2 separate regions of the Homo sapiens genome follow, and region 1 is linked to region 2. A link is an interaction called in ENCODE POLR2A ChIA-PET data of the cell type or tissue named here. Cell type or tissue: OCI-LY7. All regions are shown on one strand. Each heading gives the region's core, and the rest is flanking DNA. Links, peaks and the distances in the headings are about the cores only.

Region 1 (4,399 bases), core at 326-4,325, 110 kb before region 2:
GTCTTGGAATCATGGGGGCAGATCGCTCATGAATGACTTAGGGCCATCCCTTTGCTGATGAGTGAGTTCTCACTCAGTTCATGGGAGATCTGGTTGTTTAAAAGAGCCGGGACCTCCCCATTTCTCCATCTCTCTTGCTGCTGCTCTCGCCATGTGACGTGCCTGCTCTCCTTTTGTTTTCCACCATGATTGGAAGCTTCCTGAGACCCTCGCCAAAAACAGATGCTGGAGCCATGCTTGTACAGCCTGCAGAACTGTGAGCAAATTAAACCTCCTTTATAAATTACCCAGTCTCAGGTATTACTTTATAGCAACACAAAAACGGACTAACACACCAGGTTAGAGAAGCGTTGAGAAACACTACTATTGATTTCAAAAATTAATAGCAGTTGGCCACGCGTGGTGGCTCATGCCTGTAACCCTAGCACTTTGGGAGGCCAAGGCGGGCGGATCACGAGGTCAGGAGTCCGAGACCAGCCTGGACAACATGGTGAAACCCCATCTCTACTGAAAATACAAAAATTAGCCAGGCATGGTGGCATATGCCTGTAATCCCAGCTACTCTGGAGGCTGAGACAGGAGAATCGCTTGAACTCGGGAAGTAGAGGTTGCAGTGAGCCAAGATCGCCCCATTGCACTCCAGCCTGGGTGACAGCGAGACTCTGTCTGTAATAATAATAATAATAATAATAATAGCAGTTATTTCAGCATGAATAACTGCCAGCAGTAAATCATTATTGTAGGGGAGTAGGATAGTTTCACAACTGAAATCATTCCGTAAAAGGCTCAGTTCTCATATGCTTTTTTGTTTTGGTTTGGTTTTTTTTACAGTTATCTCACTAAATATTCACTTAAAATAGACATCATCCATATTGTCTGCATAGCTTTGGCAGGACTTTGAGGCAGAAGGACTTGATAAGGCATACTGACCTTGAATTAAATTTGCATCTTCCACAGGCAGCCTGCCCAGTTGTAAAGATTGAGCCTTCCAGGCGTGTTCTCTAATAATAGATCTAGGAAGCCCTAACAGGAGCAGAAGCATTTGGAGGGCATCTCTTTCTCTAACCAACTCTCCCTGGAAGGGCTTACCCTCTTTTCCTCTGAATCTATTAAGAAAAAACGTCACACCAAAGAAAAACATCTAATTTATTCGCTTCATAATGTATATTCTAAACATTTATTCAGAAATGTGCTACTGTTCATATGTGAAGTGGCTGACCAAAATACATATTTAGAATTGTTTTCTTCTGCTCTTGATATATTCCTTTTTTATATCCTGTTTTCCTTGTGACTAAAAGCAGATGTTTTTAGAAGGCAGCTGGCTAGAATTAGGAATGCAGCCTGTAATTTAAGAAGTAACCTATTTAAAGGTTTTTGATTGGGTATAGAGAGTTCAAGAAACTAATTGGACTGTCTTGTGTTACTAGAAAATGTTTTATGGTAGCTAGTATTTTTTTTCACTTTTTTTCCATTGAGAGTTCCATTCCCATAACTTATATATTTCACTGATAGTAAACTTTATTGGACCATGTCTAATAATAAAAACAGGGAAATGGAAACTTTTTGTGAATTTCTTGGTTCACATTTTGCTAACAGAGGAAAAACTTTGTTATAATGCCGAATTATTCTTTAAGGAGCAAAGTATGTTCTGTATCTAAAGGAATGTTTATCCTCGGGGGCTCAAGGCATGTACAGAAGAGTTTTTGTTTAGGTTTGCCAACTAAAACATGGTATACTCTTCTGTCATTTGGGACAAGTTAATAGATTTACTTTACTTCTGTCTCTTTTTTTTTTTTTTTTTTTTTTTGAGACGGAGTCTTGCTCTGTTGCCCAGGCTGGAGTACAGTGGTGCGATCTCGGCTCATTACAACCTCCGCCTCCCAGGTTCAAGTAATTCTCCTGCCTCAGCCTCCCAAGTAGCTGGAACTACAGGCGTCCGCCACCACGCCCAGCTAATTTTGTTTTGTAATTTTTGTAGAAACGGGGTTTCACCATATTGGTCAGGCTGGTCTCGAACTCCTCACCTCAGGTGATCCACCCGCCTCTGCTCCCAAAGTGGCTACAGGCGTGAGCTACTGCACCCGGCCGATTTACTTTACTTCTATTCATAACGGTCTTTTTTTTTTTTAACAGCCTTTTTGAGATACTGTTCATATACTAGATGAACTATATAAAATGTACACCCATTTAAAATGTACAATTCAGTGAATTTTAGTATATTCACAGTTGTGAAGCCATCATTACCACAGTCAATTTTAGGATATTTTCATCACCCTAGAGAGAAGCCCATACCCATTAGCAATCACTTCCCATATCTTCCCAAACTTCCAGTCATAGAACCACGAATCTACTTTCCGTCTGTGTAGCCTATTCTGGGCATTTCATATAAATGGAATCATGTAATATGTGGTCTTTTGTGATTGGCTTCTTTCACCTGGCATAATGTTTTCAAGGTTCATTCCTGTGGTAGCATGCATCAAATACCTCATTCCTTTTTACTGAGAAATCATATTGCGTTTCATGGATAATACCACATTTTATTTATCCAGTAATCAGTTGATAAACATGTAGTTGTTTCTACTTTTTGGCTATTACAAGTAATGCTGCCGTGAACATTAATTACAAGTTTTTATGTGGCTATATATTTTCATTTCTCTTGGGCATATGCCTAGAAATAAAATTGCTAGGTCATATGGTAACTTTAGGTTTAACTTTTGGAGGAACTGCCAAACTGTTTTCCAAGGCAGCTGTAACATGATACATTCCCACCAGTAATGTATTCGAGTTCTAATTTCTCCACATCCTAACACTTGTTATTATCTGTCTTTTTGATTATAGTCATCTGAGTAGGTGTGACATGATAGATAATGGTGGTTTTAATTTGCGTATCTTCTTAGAAGAAATACTTTTTTTTAGATCCTTTGCCCATTTTTTAGTAGGGTTATGTGTCTCGTTGAGTTCTAAGAGTTCTTATATGTATTCTACATATAAGTCCCTTGTCGGTATATGACTTGCCAAAATTTTCTCCCAGGCTGTGGTTTCCCTTTTCACTTTCTTGATAGTGTTCTTCAAAGCACTAAAGTTTTAAATTCTGCTTTCATCAATTTTTTTCTTTTGTTGCTTTTGCTTTTGGTGTCATATCTATGAAGCCATTGCGTAATCCAAGATCATGAAGATATGCTTCTCTTCCAAGAGTTTATAATTTAAGCTCTTGCATTTAGGTCTTTGATCCATTAAATTAATTTTTATATATGGCATGAGGTAGAAGACCAGCTTCATTCATTTGCATGTGGATTTCCAGTTGTCTCAGTTCTATTTGTTGAAAAGACTCTTCTTTTCCCACTGAATTGTCTTGGCACCTTTGTTAAAGATCAGTTGGCCATCATTATAGGGGCTTATTTCTGAACTCTGAATTCTGTTTCATTGATCTGTATGTCTATCTTTATGCCAGTAATACACTGTCTTGATTACTGTAGCTCTGTGCTAAATGTTGAAATCAGGAAGTCTGAGTCCTATAACTTTTTCAAGATTGTTTTAGCTATTCTAGGTCTCTTGAATTTCCATATGAATTTTTAAATTTGTCAATTTCTGCAAAAAATGGCAGCTGAGATTTTGACAAGAATGGCAGTGAATCTTCAGGTCAACTTGGGAGAGTATTACCATCCTAACAGTATTAAATCTTCCAGTTCACAAGCGTGGAATGTCTTTCCATTTATTTAGGTCTTCTTTAATTTTTTTCAACAATGTTTTGTAGTTTTCAGATACAGTTTATGAACTTCTTAAATGTATCCATAAGTTTATTTTTTATGTAACTGTAAATGGAATTTTCTTAATTTCATTTTTTGAGTGCTTATTGCTAGTGTATAGAAATACAATCAATTTTTTTTTTGAGACAGAGTCTTGCTCTGTCTCCCAGGCTGGAGTGCAGTGGCGCGATCTCAGCTCACTGCAAGCTCCACCTCCCTGGTTCAGGCCATTCTCCTGCCTCAGCCTCCCGAGCAGCTGAAACTACAGGTGCCTGCCACCACACCCGGCTCATTTTTTGTATTTTCAGTAGAGACAGGGTTTCACCGTGCTAGCCAGGGTGGTCTCAATCTCCTGACCTCCGTGATCCGCCCGCCTCAGCCTCCCAAAGTGCTGGGATTACAGGTGTGAGCCACCGCGCCTGGCCTACAATCGATTTTTATATATTGATCTTGTACCCTGCAATGTTTTTAACTTATCTATTAGTTTTAGTAATTTTTTAGTGGATTCCTTATGATTTTCCTGTATATAATATCATATCATCTGCAAAATGAGATAATTTTACTTCTTTTTTTCCAGTTTGAATGCCTTTAATTTTTCCTTCTTCAGTAATTGCCCTGGCTGGAATCTCCAGCACAGTGTTTAACAGAAGTGG
Region 2 (4,399 bases), core at 314-4,313:
TTTCTTTGCAAAAAGACCTTTGCCTGGTGGTTAAATTTTTTAAGGGAATTGATACTCTTTCACCTCATTAGCAAAAAAAAAAAAAAGGCTTAAATTTATTTAGATCTCTCAAACTTTTTAAGATGATACCTTTTTTATTGCAACACTGTCCCAAGAGTAGACATGTCTTTGACATGGGAGACCTCTGGTGTCTCTATGTTTTCTATATAGAGCTGTACTGTCTGATACCATAGCCACTAGCCATATGTGATTCTGGAGTCTCACTCTGTCACCCAGGATGAAGTACAGTGGTGCCATCTCAGCTCACTGCAACCCCCACCTACCAGGCTCAAGCGATTCTTCCACCCCAGCCTCCTGAGTAGCTGGGACCACAGACTCAGGCCACCACACCGGGCTGTTTTTGTATTTTTGGTAGAGACGGGGTTTCACCACATTGCCCAGGCTTGTCTTGAACTCCTGAACTCAAGTGATCCTCCTGCCTCAGCCTTCCAAAGTTCTGGGATTATAGGCATGAGCCACCGTGCCCAGCCAATATGGGACTCCTTAAATTTAAATGTCTGGGGGCCAGGCACGGCGGCTCACACCTGTAATCCCAACACTTTGGGGGCCTGAGGCAGGAGGGTCACTTGAGTTTAGGAGTTAAAGACAAGCCTGGGCAACATGGCGAAGCCCCACTTCTGGTAAAAATACAAAAATTAGCCGGACATGGTGGTGCATACCTGTAGTCCCAGCTACTCGGGAGGCTGAGGCAGCAGAATTGCTTGAACCCGGGAGATAGAGGTTGCAGTGACCTGAGATCGATCACGCCACTAAATTCCAGCCTGGGCAACAGAGCAAGACTCCGTCTCAAAAAAAAAAAAAATTAAATGGCTGAGGTGGCAGCTCACACCTGTAATCCCAGCACTTTGGGAGGCCTAGGCAGGAGGATTGCTTGAGCTCAGGAGTTCAAGACCAGCCTATGCAACATAGTGAGACCCCTATCTCCACAAAAAAAATTTTTTTTTAATTAGGTGAGTGTGGTGGTGCACACCTGTGGTCCCAGCTACTCCAGGGGCTGAGGTGAGAGGATCACTTGAGCCCGGGAGACTGAGGCTGCAGTGAGCTGTGATCATGCCACTGCACTCCAGCCTGGGCGACACAGCAGGCCCTGTCTCTAAATAAATGAAGTTTAAATGAAATAAAATTAGAGGCTGGGCGCGGTGGCTCACGCCTGTAATCCCAGCACTTTGGGAGGCCGAGGTGGGTGAAGTGCCTGAGGTCGGGAGTTCGAGACCAGCCTGGCCAGCATGGTGAAACCCCGTCTCTACTAAAAATACTAAGATTAGCCGGGCATGGTGGCAGGCACCTATAATCCCAGCTACTCGGGAAGCTGAGGCAGGAGAATCGCTTGAACCCGGCAGGCAGAGGTTGCAGTGAGCCGAGATTGCACCACTGCACTCCAGCCTGGGTGACAGAGCGAGGCTCTGTCTCAAACCGCTCCCCGCCCACCAAAAAAAAAAGAAATAAAATTTAAAATTCAGTTCTTTCAGAATGAAATGAGCACTTCACATTTCAAGTGCTCAGTAGCCACATATGGCTGGTGACCACCATATTAGACGATGCAGCTACAGAATATTTCCATCATTGCAGAAAGTTTTATTAGCACTGAATTCAAGAGTGACTTTTAATTTATGCAACCGTATATGGTTTTACTCCTGGACTTTAATGGAAAATGGAGGCCCACCATAACCTGCAGCAGATCCTATGCCAAGGGGGCAGGAAGTGCCATTCCACTTATGGTGGAAGGAGGTGGTTTGGGGGAGGTGGAGGTGACTCCTGTGCTTACTCCCTGTGAGAAGAATCAACCTCTCAGGGCCTGAGGGGTAAACATTTGAGGAGGGAAGTGAAAGTCCTTTTTTTCTGAACTGTTAAGCACCCCCACCTAGTGCTCGTAATATTATCATTTTATGTACAAATTGGATGCAAAGCCTACCACCCTGTCAAACTACAGATTGCAGTGTGATCAGTTCAACTGCAAAGATTGGCCAGGAAAATCAACTCTCACCGTGGACAGCAAGGAACCAAGTGCATCAGCAGACTCTCCACTCATTCCTCCCCGTCACTGAGAAAGAGCCCAGAGCGGTGTGGGTGACTGACGTGGAACGGAGCTGCTCTGCGCTGAGCGTCGGCACTTGGAGACCTCGATTGAATCTATTCGGCAGGAGAGCTGAATTCAGAGCAGCCCACGGCTCACCCCAGCAATTGTCAGTGCTGGAAAAATCACCACCGTTGGTGTATTCCCGGCCACTCTGCTGGACGGATGGCAGGATTCCCAAGTAGTGAAGGGGAAGGCGGCCCTCCTGCCCTTCCTGCTTCCTCAGGTGGGCCCCGCACCTGTGGGCCGGCCTGCCTGCCTGCTCTGCTTGCGAGTGGCTCAGAAATGCCGGCTCCCAGGCCGTCGGGCTGTTCCCGGGATGAGACCTGCTGCCTACACATGTCACAGCAGTGGGTTCTGTTCAAAAAGTGACATGAGAGAAGAGAAAAGTCTCTGCTCCCTCCCATGACAGTCATGGAGAGTTTCTACCCTCTGTCAGGAAATCCGACTCTGTGTGTGAGTGTGTGTGTGTGTGTGTGTTCACATGCATGATTGACACTTCGCTGCCTCAGCACCTCGCCGATCCTGCATCTTTCCTGTGAGTTCAAAATGAGAATACACCCACATTTCTCTACTGTCAAAAGTTTTAGAACTGTTCAAGTGTGTTGTTAAGTATTCAGAGAAAAGGAGCTTGGTCCTGGGAGAACTGTTGAGTGGCGGGGATTAGCAGAGGGTATTGAAAAAGAAGACTGAGGCGGCTGAAGGCAATGGCAGAGGTGGAGAGACCCTCACGCGTGAGCTGCAGGGTGTATGTGCCTTTGGGGATTCAAAGGAGTGAGACCTGCTTTGACTGTGGAGGAAACTGACCACATATCACGCCTCCACTGAAACGTTAATTAGCAGAGCCTGGGAGAAGAGCTGATATCCTCACTCTGGTAGGGGCTGTCAGCTTGTCAAAAGGAAAGCTCTGCTTAGCTCAGAAGCCCAAACCTCTAACCATGGCTCTAGATGTGTAACATTCGGAATGTCAAGGACTCAGCCAATCCAGATGATTACAACAGCCCTAAATATCTGATGGGAGGACAATTAGGCAAGACAATGATGAAAGGCGTCTGGCTGGCAAAGAGCAAGCAATACTATATTTGAAATGACACAGTCTTACATATAGAAAATCCTAAGGAAGCTACTAAATTATTATTGGAATTAATAAATAGGTTCAGTTGCAGGGCACAAGGTTAATATACAAAAATCAACTGTATTTCTATATACTAGCAATGAACAGTACAAATGTAAACTTAAGAAAACAGTTCTATTTATAATTGCATTGAAAAGAATAAAATACTCAGGAATGAATGTAACAAAATAAATACAAAACTTACACTCTGAAAATTACAACATATTGTTGGAAGAAATCAAAGATGAACTAAATAAATAGACATCCCACATTATGGATGGGAAGAATCAATATTGTTAACATGGCGATACTCCCCACATTAACCTACAGATTCAATATAATTCCTATCAAAATCTCAGCTGAGATTGTGAAGAAAAAAAAAATCCCAGCTGACTTTTTTGACAAGCTGATCTTAGAATTCATACAGAAATGCAAGGGACCCAGAATAGCCAAAACAATCTTGAAAAAGAAGAACAAAGTTGGAAGATTCACACTTCTCAATTTCAAAAGAGTACAGAGTTCAGAAATCAAGACAGTGTGGAATGGACAGAAGGACAGACATACAGATGAATGGAGTTGAATGGAGTTGAATGGAGTGCTCAGAAATAAATCCTCACTTCTATGGTCAATTGTTTTTTGACAAGAGTGCTAAGACCTTTCAATGGGAAAGAATAATCCTTTCAACAAATTGTACAAAGACAACTGGACGTCCTCTTCCTTACACCATACACAAAAAACTCCAAATGGATCATAGGCCTAAATATAAAAGCACAACCTACAAAACTTATAGGAGAAAACACAGGAGAAATCTTCATGCCTTTAGGTTGGGCAAAGCCTTCTTAGCTATGACACCAAAAGCACAAGTGACAAAGAAAACAGTAGATAAATTGGACTTCATCAAAGTTAGAAACTTTTCTGCTTCAAAAGATGCCATCAAGAAAGTGAAAATGGCTGGGCACAGTGGCTCATTACAATGCTCAAGTAATCCCAGCTCTTCCGGAGGTCAAGGCAGGAGGATTGCTTGAGACCAGGAGGTTAAGGCTGCAGTGGGCCATGATGGAGCCACTGCACTCCAGCCTGGGTAACAGAGCAAGACTCTGACTCAAAAATTAAAAATAAAAGACTGGGTGGGGTGACTCATGCCTGTAATG

What was found. ChIA-PET counts read pairs that join two places held together with the same protein. Peaks named below come from ENCODE experiments on the same cell type or tissue, not always from the same donor. Only the 100,000 strongest peaks of a DNase experiment are listed, where the experiment ranks them.
Region 1: POLR2A ChIA-PET joins it to region 2 with 7 read pairs; 2 of 35 experiments call an interaction of 5 or more read pairs at or near these places.

Annotation. Positions count from the first base shown.
Region 1 is chr1:244,672,206-244,676,604 of GRCh38, forward strand. All of the region lies in intron 1 of DESI2 (desumoylating isopeptidase 2), which reads left to right. Among named protein-coding and RNA genes, the nearest start is that of DESI2, 21 kb to the left of the region's middle. In OCI-LY7, for the core only: no CTCF peak of the experiment used is centred there; no DNase peak of the experiment used is centred there.
Region 2 is chr1:244,786,812-244,791,210 of GRCh38, forward strand. The region is part of intron 1 of LOC107985372 (a long non-coding RNA gene); the gene reads right to left. Among named protein-coding and RNA genes, the nearest start is that of COX20, 47 kb to the right of the region's middle. In OCI-LY7, for the core only: no CTCF peak of the experiment used is centred there; a DNase peak (open chromatin) is centred at 1,910.